Linked DNA regions of Homo sapiens: region 1 is linked to region 2. Evidence: chromatin contacts called from ENCODE POLR2A ChIA-PET data. All regions are on one chromosome and are shown on one strand. Each heading gives the region's core, a stretch centred on a gene start or an enhancer-like site at or near the end of the contact. The rest is flanking DNA. Distances are from core to core; before and after follow the strand shown.

Evidence for each region. ChIA-PET counts read pairs that join two places held with the same protein, here RNA polymerase II (POLR2A).
Region 1: POLR2A ChIA-PET joins it to region 2 with 25 read pairs in MCF 10A. The contact joins two enhancer-like sites. POLR2A ChIA-PET finds 5 or more read pairs at or near these places in 3 of 52 experiments (MCF 10A, activated CD4-positive, alpha-beta T cell and naive thymus-derived CD4-positive, alpha-beta T cell).

The regions. Positions count from the first base shown.
Region 1 is chr3:189,907,436-189,914,577 of GRCh38, reverse strand. No RefSeq gene overlaps it. Among named protein-coding and RNA genes, the nearest start is that of MIR944, 81 kb to the right of the region's middle. Within about 2 kb of position 5,762, at least 4 of the 41 ENCODE cell types and tissues checked have a DNase peak (open chromatin) inside an H3K27ac peak, as active enhancers do.
Region 2 is chr3:189,856,739-189,864,425 of GRCh38, reverse strand. TP63 (tumor protein p63) reads right to left here. Exons shown (of 14, transcript NM_003722.5): 5 at 8-194. Among named protein-coding and RNA genes, the nearest start is that of MIR944, 31 kb to the right of the region's middle. Within about 2 kb of position 1,250, at least 4 of the 41 ENCODE cell types and tissues checked have a DNase peak (open chromatin) inside an H3K27ac peak, as active enhancers do.

The sequences.
Region 1 (7,142 bases), core at 4,513-7,012, 46 kb before region 2:
TCTAAGTAGCATGCTATTACATCAACTTTCTCAATATTTTAGTCAATGTTTCTTCAGCAAACATTTATTGATTGTCTACTATATGCTAGATTCTCTGCTAGCCTCCAGAGACAGTGATGAGCAAAATACAGGCACCACTTTTAATATTTTGAAGATTATAATCTAGTGAGATTCATCAGACATTTATCAAATAATCATACTTATGAAAGAATAATTCCAAATTTAAAAAAATGCTCTGAAAGAAAGAAGCACAATTCTATCAGAGGCAATAATGAAGGGACTGTAAATAAACACCTTCATTCTTTTTTGACCTCAGAAGTGGGTGGCATACAGAAACTTGTTACCACAAGCTGCTTGGTGCTGTGGAGACAACAGGAGTCTTAGAATTAGACTCTTGTCAAGATGATTAGAGCTTTTCCATGATGTCCTGCAAGGTCAGAGATGGCTAAGAGATTCCTGAAGTTAGGTTTGTCCTAGTCCTACCTGGACTAGCCCTTTACTTGTCCTTTGCTTTCCTCCAACCCACCTCTACAGTGCTGCCAAATAGACAGTTTTAATACTCAGCTGGTAGAGTGCCTCAGATCTTCCCAACACCATCTGAAGTTTCTTCTTTACACAGTTGCATTTCTCTCCTTCATATTCATTTAAAATCAAGTTCTAAGTCCTGACAAACAAGTTTCCATAATCTTACCAGACTCCAGCCAGTCTTACCAGATTTGCTTTATCTGTCTTCTCCACACTTCTGTACCCCAAGTTACAGACTCAGTTAATATTTTCTAGCAGAATTATTTACTTCCCTGAAACAGGCATGTGCTATTTCCTTTTACTGGGAAGCATTCCCTCTCTTCTTTGCCTGGGAAGTCCCAATCCTGACTTCCTCACTGAGGCTCTCTCCTAATCCCTAAGGTAGAGTTAGTTGCTTCCTTCTTGGTATTTCCTCAGCATTTTGGACGGGCAGCAGTTACAGCTCTCATCACTTTGTACTGTAACCATTTGCTTTTGTGTTATTTCATAAGTTAGAATGTCAACTTTCAGAAGATGAGGACTAGGTCTGATATACTTCTGTAATCTTATTTTGGTTCTTCCCAGGAGGATAACTAATACCATGCTTTGCATATATTAGTAGATGGTTGTTTAAGGAAAGAAGAGGCCTACAGGTCCTTGATGTCATGCCTTTTTTATTTCTAACTAAATAATGAGCCTTAGAGCCTAGTGTGGTGGCACACACCTGTAATCTCAGCTACTCAGTAGGCTAAGGCGGGAGGATTGCTTGAGCTTAAGAGTTTGAGGTTACAGTAAGCCATGATCATGCCATTGCATTCCAGCCTGGGCCACAGAGAACAAGACCCTGTCAAAAACAAAAATTAAAAAAAAAATGAAATAAATAAATAATGACCGTGATATATTTTTAAAGAATGTATGAATGAAATAAAGAGCTCAGGTGGTTCTTAAAACTAAAATTTGAGGACCAAATTAGAGAGCTCTTTGATACTTAGGGGAAAGAATAGTCCCTAGCTCATATGGTAGCTATGTGTTAATTATAAAATGCTGTCCTTTTCTCAAGACCCTTTACTTCAGTTGTTGTCCTAAATATACAAGGCTATGATAGCTACAGTAAAAGTTATAACTTTGGAATGTTGTGCCTGTGTGCACTTCTCAACCTGAATGACTATAAGTGTCTTTCAGAAAGATAATATGCTCTCTATTATTAAAAAAGCACCATATTGCTGCTTTAAAAGGAAAAATAAACTTACAAGTTGAGCTGCAAATGGACACCATTGTCATTATCATGATTAACAACAAATGACTACTGAATACCTAGAACATGTAGGCAGGGAGGTGAAACTTAAGGAAGACAAGACAAAAGAATTTATTTCTTTTTCAACTGAACTTCTAGCACATATTATTTCTTTTCCCTTATGGTTTAACCCTACCTACTTTGAACTTTTGAATTATTTCACTCATTCTGCTTTTCTCAAGCAGAATTGTCTAGGCATGAATGTTACCATTAAACCTAATTTTACACCAAAGGGTTCTCTTTGGTGTTGGTTTATGCACAACAAGACCAATGGAGATGGGCAAGAGAAAGAAGTCTAAGTTGACTACCAAGTTAATGGATTAGGTAGATGAGAAGTATACATTTATGCTAATTACTAAAGTAAATGTTGCTGGATGACATTTTAAACCCATAATCATTTTTTCCCAGTAATTTATCTATATGTTCCCATACTGCTTAATCAAAGTAGTGGTTGATCAGGAATTATTGCTTTAAAAAAGAGAAATTTTCAAAGTACAGTTACAAAATTACTTGCTAGTGTTTTTCTGGAGTTTGGTTATAAATATTTAAGGTTAGCTTAAATAATTTAGGCAGAAAAAATATATTTGAAAGATGAGAGTTGGCTTCCTCCAGACCATAAAAGCTTTCCTCACTTGGAAAGACAGAGTTATGATGCAGAGATGAGAAGATAGGTATTGGTAGATACTGGAGAGAAGAGTCTTGCTTCTTTTTTCAAGAACAGAGCCTTAAGAAAGTAGCAAGACTTTAATATGTCCATATTGCATGTAAGCCTAGGCAGGAAGAGCCCAAAACAGCACCAGAGAGATTCCCATGCTTCTAAGCCTGACATAGAGCTGCAGGCCTTGAATGGCCATGGCGATGAGAGAAAGAAGCCTTCCAGAAATGACACTAGTGGATTAATGACTAAGGAGCTGATGGGATTATGGAATCCTTAGTGTATGTCTGAGTGGACAGATGGCTGAGTGGACAGTTGGCTGAGTGGATCTGAGGCGCCCTACCAGAACTTAAAAAGGAAGAAAGCCTGAACTGACCTAGAAGCTTTTTATTTTTTACCACATTGGTGCAAAAAAAAAAAAAGAAATAGAAATTAAGTCAATATTTAATAAAAATAAAGAAAGGTAAATTTCTTGCACATTTACGTTTGTGGAGTGAGGTTCATATACGTTACAAAAGGAAAAAAAGAGTAGGTGTGCTGGGGGTGGAAAGCAGTGTGAACTCAGCATGAATGAACCATGATGAGTTTGAATTATCTATGGGAAAGTCAAGTGCTACATGCAGAGTTTCTAGAATACGAAGATTTGTAAGACATAATCACTATCTTTTAGAAGTTTACAGATGGCCTATAAGGATGTATTCTTTAAAAGATCAGTGATAATCCCAGAGATGATGTGCTAACTCTAACAACTGCAGAAGTAGTTCAGATGAGAGAATGATCATTGAGGTTTTCTAGTGAGGAAAGGCCCCACATAGAGATGAGACTTGAACTTGGCCTTGAGAGAAATATAACACTTAAGCAAATAAAATAAATCAGCAGTTATGTGGTAACAAAATTATGCATGGTATGTTTGAGGGACAGTGAAGCCTGGTTGTGTCAGGGCAGGTGGTTCTCTTATGTTAGAACATAGGTAAGGCACGTTGGAGTGCTCTACCTGGTTCAGGGAAGAGGAAGTATGGAATACTCAGCTACAGAGTTGAGCTTTAATTTGAAATCAAAAGGCAGCCATCAGAGGTGTGTGAATGGAGGGAGTTTCTGTGAAACAGGATATTTCAAAAAAATAAATTCCCTACAGTATGTAATTTTGCTTCTAGCAAATCAGGCACAGTTATATAAGATCATCCTAAAACAGTTATTCCAATGAGAGAGACTATTCCACTAAAAGGCAGAAAAATTAAAGTTACAGACTAAAGGTAAAGAATACCCGGATGGTGCATTTGTAACCTTATGTTTATATTAGAGATGGCTTATGTGGACTTGATTTGCAACTATTAGAGAAAATTACTCTTATTGTCTGAATGACAATACTGACACATGAATGAACCAGTAACCTATGTTTACTATTAGTTTGGTTTGCTCACTGAGCTTGAGGATTCTGTGAGCTCCAGGTCTGTTCCTCGAAAGTGGTTTGCACAGATGCTCCCATGCCCTGTGGCAGCATATAGTCAAAAGTGTACTCTTTACAAACATAACCAGGTTTGTTCCTCTCTACTCAGAATCCTCCAATAATTTTCTATCAGTCAGGTTAAATGAAATTTCCACTGTTTACCTTGGGTTACTTGACTCTATGTGATCTAGTCTGTTCTCTGCCACTGTCCCTGATTTTGTCTCCTAATACTCTTGGCCTGCCTCACAAAACTGCAGTCATACAGGGCTTCTTCCTATTTCTTTAACATTACAAATATATTCCCTCCCAGGGTCTTTGCTTTCATTGTTATCTTTTCCTGGAACTCTACTCCTAAGATATCTTATCCTTTCCACTTATTCAGGTGTCTGCTGTTCTACCCAGAGAGGAATTCCTGGACTTCATATCTAATCATTGATATCCTGAATTTCATCTCTAATCATAGCCTCCATCTTTCACTCTACCACTCATTCTGTGTTTTGTTTTTTGCCTTGCTTCAGTTTTTTTTATTGTGCTAATCAGTAACTGACATTGCATTAAATACTTATTTGTGTGCTTATTGTTTATGTCCCTTGCTAGAATATAAACTCTGTGAGGCCAGGGTCTTTAACTAAACCCTCTGTAATTCCTGTCCTCGAAGAGGCTCTGACACATAGAAGGTACTTGATAAATATTTGTTGTATAAATGAATAAATAAAGAACATTATTATTATTCTTATCATTGTTCATAACAAGTATTTACTGAGACTTCGTCATGTGCCATGACTGGGTTATTAAAGGTTGTACTTGCTTATTTCATTCCTTTCTCACAGGCACTGACCTACCTGCTGAATCATAGACAGGTGAAGCAACTTCAGCAAAGTCACTCAGCTAAAATATGGATGAGTCAAAATTTAAACCTGGAACTGTTGAACTCCAGTGATCTTGCAATGCCATATAGTATATGTAAAACCACCATGCTGTATCATAGAGTATATATGAAAGCATTAGTGCGATGTCTGTAAATTAGTAAATGAAGGTAACTCTCTTAAATATAGATCCCCTTGTTAATATTAATTTAAAAAATTGGGAAATGTAGCTGATAGGATGCTATTGGATTAAGGTTTAGATATTCTAAGATCACGTTTTTCTAGATAATTTTTTTTTCTTAAGTATGTTCCCTGGGCTTTGGTATGTTTCACTTCCAACAGCCAGCAATTGTGATGGTTCTTTTTCGATGACTGCCCCTGGGATTTTTGGAACACACAGGAAACTGAGAGTTCCTAAGAGTTTATATGTCCCTGGGAGAGCCCTTTACCAATGATCGGTAGGTACAGGATTATGACATCCCAAGTTTCCCAGCCTCAGGTTGAGACTATTTTGGGAAACTTGACATTTCATAGTTCAGTGTCAAGTTCAGGCTGAAGCTATTGTCTCCCACCTTGCTTGACACTGTATTCTTGCTTGTGTGGCTTCTTCCTCTCTCCTGTCCTGTTTCTGTCACTATTTTTTCATGGAGAACTTTGTTATTAAATAACTTGTACATTATGAATTTTTTTCTGGGTCCGATGGTAAGCAATCTAACCTTAATTAGTAAATCATCCAGTTCGTGTGATTGCCAATGAGAGTACTATGGCCACACCTTAATTTACTCTTCATGGGCATCCATGCCTTTCTTTCCATTCATGGTCTTTCCAGACTTGCAAATGTAAGATTCATACTCACTGGAGCCAAGTGTTAGGGGAGACTTACTGTAAAGAAATAGCATTTGTAGGAAAATCACCTTGGGTGTGTATAGATCCTGGTTCTTTGCATTGTGAAGCTCAAGCATAGATTTGCCCTAACTCACTTCCTCCCCACATTCCTGGCTGATAGACAAAGGCAGGGAGGAAGGAGGAGCTGAGTCACTGAAGCTTAATTCACTTTTCTGTTTCTTAGCCCCTAGAGCTTGGTTTAATTGAAGGTGGTTTCAGTAGGATTAACTTTGCTCCAAAAAGTGTGCTTTTGGCTATATTGGAGCAGCATGACTATTTAATGTCTTTGAAGAACGTAGGTATTTGCTAACTTTGATGGGACTACCTCTCTAAGTGGGCCCACAGAAGTCATCTTCCCCTGTATCTTCTCTGTATCTTTGTGTTGAAAATCTAGAAACAGCAGTGTATGGGTGCAGTGGCACAAGCTAATGGCATCAGATGACCAAGGTAGGCACTCTTTCTAGAGACCCCAGTGGAATTCCCAAACACTAAGAGGTTTAGAGAAAAACAAACTGGCCTCTGTATTTTATAGGACCTGAACAGTGAAGGCAGGTTGCACTCTTCACCTAATATTCTAGGGAACAAATTTCACTCTCAGGATCCTCCTAGTGTGCTCTTGCTTGGCTGAAGCTAAACTGGAGCATGCTTTGTGCAAGAAAATTAAAGAAACATGTAGGAGTGTTATTACCATGGCATGCCAGGAAGAGTATTGCACAGGGTGTGAAGAAGAGACATGAGAAGTCACTGGAGGTCAATCACTGACTTTGCGACCTTAGGAAAATAACTCAAATTATCTGAGTAACGGCATCCCCATCTGTAGAGAAAAGCAGTCACTATGAGTTCGCTGTGGTCAGCATTCTGCAACTTCATTCTTCTCTCGTAGTATCCAGTGTTTCTGTGGACAATGAATGGTCCCTGTATCAGCTAGCCACAAAACAGAAAACTAGGAAACTCACAATTTGCTGTTCACCCCAAGGCATTGGAGCCTTCCTGCTTCTCCCACATGTCTTCGTGTAAAACCTGCAAGTTACTCCAGGGGTAATTGAGCAATTGTCTAAATATTATGAGGGGTGGCTAGCCACACTAGCGAGTTTTAGATGTTTAGCTGAGTTGTAGAGTACCAAGAAAACAGAGTTTTTCTAAAATTCTGTAAACCTTTCTGGGGCAAAAATCCCCAAAGTAGGTACAGTGGCCTGTCTTTCCTGACTTTTGGTCATATGTAAAGCTGTGAGTCCCCATTCATGTTCCTAGCTTAGCGAAGAGGTCTGTTGACTTAACCGTCACATTGCCATGTCGTTATGGCTTTGCCCGTGATATTCATTCTACAAGATAGTCCAAATGCTTCTTCTCCTCTGATATTTCTCCAGATTTCTCTGATCAAAAACATCTTTTCTTCCGCTGGGATTCTCCCGAGTAGTTCATACTGCAGTCTCACTTGGAAACACTTTATACATGTTTGTTTATGAATCCTTACCTTCTCCCAAACTCTAA
Region 2 (7,687 bases), core at 1-2,500:
TGCTTACCCTCGTTGAATTCACGGCTCAGCTCATGGTTGGGGCACCGCTTCACCACCTCCGTGACGTGCTCAGCTTTTTTGTAGACAGGCATGGCGCGGATAACAGCTCCCTGAGGAGGTGGGGTCATCACCTTGATCTGGATGGGGCATGTCTTTGCAATTTGGCAGTAGAGTTTCTTCAGTTCAGTGGAATACTGCTTAGAGTTGGGGCCAGTGGAGAAAGGAAGGAGAGAACCAACAGGAGATATTGTTACATTCCAAATCAGAACAATGAAAATCTGTCCACTTTTTAGAGCTGCATGCTGCCTGTTTACTACTGGCTACTATAGATGTGACGTATGTCAATGTTATTAGAGGAAGTTATATTAATATTTTGTGCTATCATAAATAAAACCCCATGTTTACAAAAGGTTTTATGTTTATCAAAACACATTTATGCCATTATTTCCTGTTATTTTCCTTTAGCATGAAGAAGCTGAGGCTCAGAGGGGTTTAAATGAATGAAACCACGAGTAGCTTCATAGATTACCAGAAGCTAAGTGAAAGAAGAGTATTGGCATGTACTGAGTGATATTAAACAACAACCACAAAGACAGATTTCTGCCTAGATTACAATTAATCCAGTCTTTAATATACTTTAGAGACACTCACAGGAATTAGGGTTCATGGGATTTTTTTTAAGATGGAATATCTGTTAGAGAGTGAAGAGATTTCGCCTGACGTCAGATCGCTTGAAACTGTAAAACAAGAACTCCCTTGAACGCCTGCACTTTCCTTCTGATGTCAAAGACTAGGAGAATGCAAGAGCTGAAAGGGGCTGTTTGGTCCTAAACTCCTGAAAACACCGGGCCTGATGTAGCACAGCTAATCATGGCACAGAAAGGATCTGGATGCAGATCTTCTCACTCACAAGTGAGTGAAATTTTTCCTTCTCCAGGGAGAGGAAGTTTAGTGGTGGTTAGTTGCTTGTAAGTTGGCAAAACGGGCTGGAGAAAGCCTGAGACCTAGAACCAGATAGAGATCCCATCCTGTGTTGCTTCCTCTTCCCACTTCTGAAGCAGAAGAGAACCTTCATTCTAATCCTTACACTATAGTAAACCTTATCATCCCTGTGCTCTGGGTCAAAGCCCTATCTCTACATTCCTAGCCACTCAGGCACTTTGCTCAGGCAAACCACCCAGGCACTGGAATTGCTGGCCAAGAGTGGGGCACCTAGTAACATGTATCCAAACAAAGGATAAACACACACACAGGTTGCAATCGTAAGTTGGCCCCAACATCCTCCCAGAGGAAAGATGGTGGGGGGGCAGAGCCATAGTGGCAATCGGATTCGTTACTGATATGTCCCACCCTAACTCTCACTAATGGCAAGTATCTTAACAAAAATCACACATTTAAAATGTTGCTTTATTTCTTCATTTTAAAATATAGTATTTGTTTAAATGACCTTTCCTTTTCTTCCAAGTATTCCAGCACACAAAATTTTTAGTTAGAAGTTTCCCAATGCTAGAAAAGTATTGCAAAATCAGTCCTCCATGTCCGCAGGCCATGGATTAGACGCAGCAAAAGGGTTTTATATAGCTTGAAGAAATAGGAAACATGCCAAACTTCAACCACAAAAATAAAATTCTACTTGGGAAACACTGAATGAAATCTAGATGGGTATTTTTGCTCTAGTGCTTTTAACTAAAGACTTACACAGAACTTGTTTTATGACATGTTAAGAACTTCCTTTTATTGAGAACTTGAAGAAAATAAGCATATCCATTCGTGTTTTCGTTAGGAGGTATATAACGCATAATCTAACCATGAATTTCGTAAGATGACCCTTAGGAAAGATGACTGAAAAATAAGTCTGTCAACTAATACCTAAAGGCAAATAAGGTATCCTTCCAAGTATGTAAAGATTGCAGAAATGAAGGTTAAGTGTTCAGCGTAGAAGTTTCTTAAGGAAAACATTCCATTTTAATAACTGATATACTATAAATCAAGCTCGAGAGAGTACAGTATAAAAGCATTAAGAATAAAATTAAGGATCGTCAAGTGCTAATTCTTGTTCATTCTCGGGGATGGGGGTGGGAATCTAATTTTTAAGCTTAATTAATGATAAATAATAATAGCTTCATCGTTTACTGAGTTCTGCCTTAAGAAATTTTATCCTGATACAACCCTAAGAGGAAGGTATTACAAGCATACTGTCTCTTATCTGAAACCACAGGGGCCAGAATTTTCAGAATCCAGAATTGTTTAGATTTTAGAAAAATAGTAGTTTGCATAACATATGAATGTATCCAGCAGAATTTAGGGTAGCACCATAAGATCAAACATTATTTCTGCAGAATTCATAAATATTCACACTAACTGATAAATGACTACGAAACCTGGGTTTCACCATCAAATGAGTGTGCCACAAACTTAAGAAATCAAAATAAAACTGAACCAACTTCTGATTTTCAGAGCTCTTGGAACTTCAGAATTGTAGATAACAGATAATTGACTTGAATTATCATCCCTATTTTATAAATAAGAAAATAAATGTACAGAAAGGACTTGCCCAAGAACCTGCTTAGTAACTGGTATATGAGTCTATCCTAGTCCTGTAATAACAGTTTCTTATGTCTCTGTTCTCTTAACTCAGCCATGCAAATGTTTACCTTTTTCTAGTTTCCAACATTGTGGTTCTTTTCTGAATCAATTACAATGCTTACCGACTCTTCTCCAAGCATTAAAATGGAGCTCAAAAGTGGTCTATTTAACATAGTTTTATTAATTTCTCAGTATATTGCTTACTCATTTAATGGTAGGGAGAGGCAGCAAGTGATAGAGTTGAAAAAACTTTGGGCTAGGTGGAAGACAGCCTGGACGATTACACCAGCTGCTTCTGGGAATTCAAGGATACAGTCTTGCTCTTTAACATGGTTTATTGAGGACTTTATGAGGCCCTCTGTATTATGGCCTTATCTATCTCTAATTCCCCCTACCCCTCCACCCCCACCCACACACATTTCTCACCCCATGTTCTACCCATACAAACGTTTTAATGCTTCAAACACACCATAGGATCATCACCCAAAATTCAAAATGCTATTCCCTGAAATCATGTCCTTTGCAGCAACATGGATTGAGCTGAAGGCCATTATCCTAAGTGAAACAACTCAGAAAAAGAAAATCAAGTATCATGTGTCCTCACTTATATGTGGGAGATAAGTAGTGAAGACACATGTGGTCGGGCACAGTGGCTCATGCCTGTAATCCCAGCACTTTGGGAGGCCGAGGCAGGCAGGAGCTCAAGACATGCCTGGCCAACATGGAGAAATCCAGTCTCTACTAAACATACGAAAAAAAACCACAAAAACCCCAAAAGGATACACATGGACATAAAGATGGAAATAATGGACACTGAGGACTCCAAAAATGAGGAAGGTAGGAGGGGATGCGGGTTAAAAAATACCTATTGGGTACAATGTTCACTGTTTGGGTGACAGGTACACTAGAAACCCAAACCTCACCATTATACAATATATTCATGTAACAATACTGAACATGTACCTACTGAATCTGAAACCTAAAAAAATTAAAAGCAACAAGCAAGCAACAACAACTACAACAACAAAAGTGATATTCCCAGTGTGGTACACTTCTCTTTTTCCTCTGCTCTCCACGTCATGCCAGGACAATTCAGATATCACTTTTCAGCTAGTACTGTATCTGTACTGCAAACCATATTTTCCAATTTTAGTGGTGAGGGCTTCATATTTGACTAAATCAAAATATCTGACCACAGCCAAGATGCATTATGTTTATTGCTTTTGGTTCAACTACCAGTCCTGCAATTCAGCAACTAGAGGCGCTGAAGTGGTCTGGCACAATCGCTTTTTTTTCTTTTTACAAAGCCAAATCTCTGCTATTCTGTTTACTTCATTGTTTGCAAATCTGTTCCATGATGACCTTTATTTTTTTTACCCAGTACTAAGTTCAGTCTCCCTGGTCTATGTGTATAAACAAGTCCTTAGACTTGCCCACTTCCGTATCCCTTACAAAATAGCACCATCATCTCCAATTTTCCCGGCTTCTGCAAGATTGGAACATGGGAATCTGATTTACAGCAAGATTTTAAAATACCCTGATGATTCAAGTCAGCAGAAATTGTAAATTTGAACACACATGGCTTATTTTACTATCTTTCTTTCTCTGTGGAATTTAAAAAATTCACGTCTAAATTGCTCCTCAACATTGACTTGAGATTCTTTTCATTCTAAGGCCTAATTTATTCTTTTTTGTATGGGGGTTTTGTTTTATGTGGTATACTTTTCCGCAAAGTATACCAGTTTTTAAGTGCAAAAGCTGATGGCTTGACAAATGTACACCGTTGTGCAACTACTACTACAATCAAGATATAGAATATTTCCATTCCTGTTCCAATTATCTTTTGCTTCTTTGCAGTTCATCCCCTCCCTAGCTCCTGGCCTCAACAATCATGTACCTGTTTCCTCCACTAGTTTTACCTTTCCAGAATTTTATGTAAATGGAAAAATATAGTATATAATCTTATGTGATAAGGCTTTTGAGATTTATCTGTGGTTTTTGCACGTATCAGCATTCCATTGTATTTTTGAATAGCACTTCATTATTTGTCAACTCACCAATTATTTCCATTTTTTTCTATTGTGTATAAAACTATTATGAACGTTCATGTACAAATTTTTGTGAGGATGTACATTTCCATTTTTCTTGAATACCTAGGAATATGATTGCTGGGTAAGTGTATGCTTACTAACAAACTCCCAAATAGTTTTACAAAGTGGTTGTGCCATTTTACATTGTCACTTGCAATATATGAGGACTTCATATCCTTGTCAGCATTTGGTATTGTCAGCTGTTATTTTAATTGATGTCATTCTGGTATGTATGCAGATCTCATTGTGGTTTAAATTAACATTCCTCTGATGATTAATAATGTTTAACATCTTTTCATGTACTTATTTCATTCATATTTATATATAATAAAAATAAAAACAAACTTATGTAATTCTATACAACTATTTGATATTTTTTGAAGCATCTGTTCAAATATTTTGTACCTTTTGAGTTAAAAAAATTGTAATACAGACTGTGTTCTCCCCCTTTGTAACACAGAAATTTCACTTTTTAGGTTTTATTTTATGATTGATACAAAAGAATTGTACATATTTATAGGTAAAATGTGATGTTTTGATACATGTCTATATTGTATAATGATCAAATTAGGATATGTAGTATATCCATCGCCTTAAACATTTATCATTTCTTTGTAGTAAGAACATTCAAAATCCTCCCTTCTAGCTATTTTGAAATATGCAATACATTACTGTTAACTATAGTCATCCTACTGTGCAATAGAACAGAACTTATTCCTTCTGTCTAACTGTAATATTGTACCCATTGACCCATCTTTTCCCCATTTCCCCTCACCCCGTGTCCCCTTCTCAGCCTCTGGTAACCCCTATTCTACTCTCAACTTCTATGAGATTAACATTTTTAGATTCCATTTGAGTGAGATCTTGTGGTTACATCTTTCTGTGCCTGGCTTATTTCACTTAATATAATGTCCTCAGATTTATCCATGTTGTTGCAAATGACAGGATCAGGATTTCTTTTTTTATTTTTTGAGACAGGTTCTTGCTCTGTCACTCAGGCTGCAGTACAGTGGCACCATCACGGCTCACTGCATCCTCGACCTCCCAGACTCAAGCAATTCTCCCATTTCAGCCTCCTGAGTAGCTAGGGCTACAGGTGCGCACTACTATGCCCAGCTAATTTTGGTGTATGTTTTTTGTAGAGATGGGGTCTCACTATTTTGCCCAAGCTTGTCTCAAACTCTTAGGCTTAAGTGATCCTCCTGTCTCAGCCTCCCAAAGTACTGGGATTACAGGCATGAGCCACTATGCCCAACCTCAGGATTTCATTATGTTTTTCTGACTGAATAGTATTCTACTGTGCATATACACAACATTTTCTTTTTTTTTTTTTTTTTTTTTTTTTTGAGACGGAGTCTCGCTGTCGCCCAGGCTGGAGTGCAGTGGCGCAATCTCGGCTCACTGCAGGCTCCGCCCCCTGGGGTTCACGCCATTCTCCTGCCTCAGCCTCCCGAGTAGCTGGGACTACAGGCGCCCGCCACCTCGCCCGGCTAATTTTTTGTATTTTTAGTAGAGACGGGGTTTCACCGTGTTAGCCAGGATGGTCTCGATCTCCTGACCTCGTGATCCGCCCGCCTCGGCCTCCCAAAGTGCTGGGATTACAGGCGTGAGCCACCGCGCCCGGCCTATACACAACATTTTCTTATCCATTTATCCTTTGATGGACACTTAGGTTGATTGCATATCTTGGCTATTGCAAATAGTGCTGCAATAAACAGGAGTGAAGATATCCCTCTGACATACTGATTTTATTCCCTTTGGATAAATGCCTAGTAGTGAGATTGCTGGATCACATGGTAGTTATATTTTTAATTTTTCAAGGAACTTCTATACTATTTTCCATAATGGCTGTACTAATTTACATTCCCACTGAAAGTATGTAAAGGTTCTCTTCTCTCCACATCCTCGCTAACAGTTATCTTGTTGTTAATAGCCATTCTAAATGAAGTAGTATTTCATTGTAGTTTGATTTGCATTTCCCTGATTAGTGATATTGGGCATTTTTCATATGCTTATCCTATTTTGACAAATATCCATTCCGGTCTTTTGGCCATTTTTTAATTGGGTTATTTTGGCGATTTGGGGTAATTTGTCAGTTAGGTTGCTTTTGTTTTTAATGTGAGTTTTAGGAGTCCCTTATGTATTTTGGCTACAAGTCTTTTATCAGATATACATTTAAAAATATACTTTCTCCCAGCCTGTAGCTTGGCTTTTTTCCTGCTTTCCCAAAATACTTAATTATCAATATTTTCCCTTGAAAGCTCTTGCTTTTTATATCCTAAGAAATCTTGGCCTGACATTAGGAGGATTTTCTATGTTTTCTTCAAGTAGATTTATTGTCTTAGCTCTTCCATTTAGAACTATATTTTCAGTCAATTGTTGTATATGGTGTGAGTTAAGGGTTTATAATTCTTCTCTTTTTAACAGATATCCAATTGTTCTAACACCATTTGTTGAAAAGATTACCTGCATATTTTCCCTTGTTGAGCTGCCTTGGACTCTTTATTGAAAATCAATTGGTCATATGTGTTCATGTCTGTATCTGAATACTTCCCTCTTTCCTATTGATCTATTTGTCTATCCATATATCAATTTCAAATTGTTTGGGTTAATCTACTTTATAGTAAGTCTTGAAATCAGGTAGTCTGATTCTTGCAATTTTGTTCTTTTTAAAAATTGTTCTGGCTATTTTATATCCTTTGATTTTTCCATACAAAATTTACATGCAGTTTACAATTTCCATAAAAATGCCTGGTAAGATTTTTGCATGAGATTGTGTTAAATATGTAAGGTCTTTTAGGGGAGAACTGATACCTTAGCAATGTGGTGTCTTTTAAACCATGAGCATATGATATCTCTCCATTTAAACAGAGTATCTTTAATTTTACTCAGAAATGTTTTATAGTTTTCAGTGTATAAATACTGTACCTATTTTGTTAGATTTATCCTTCAGTATTTTATTTTAAAATAATTGTTATAAACAGTACTTTTAAAAATGAAAATTTCTTTTT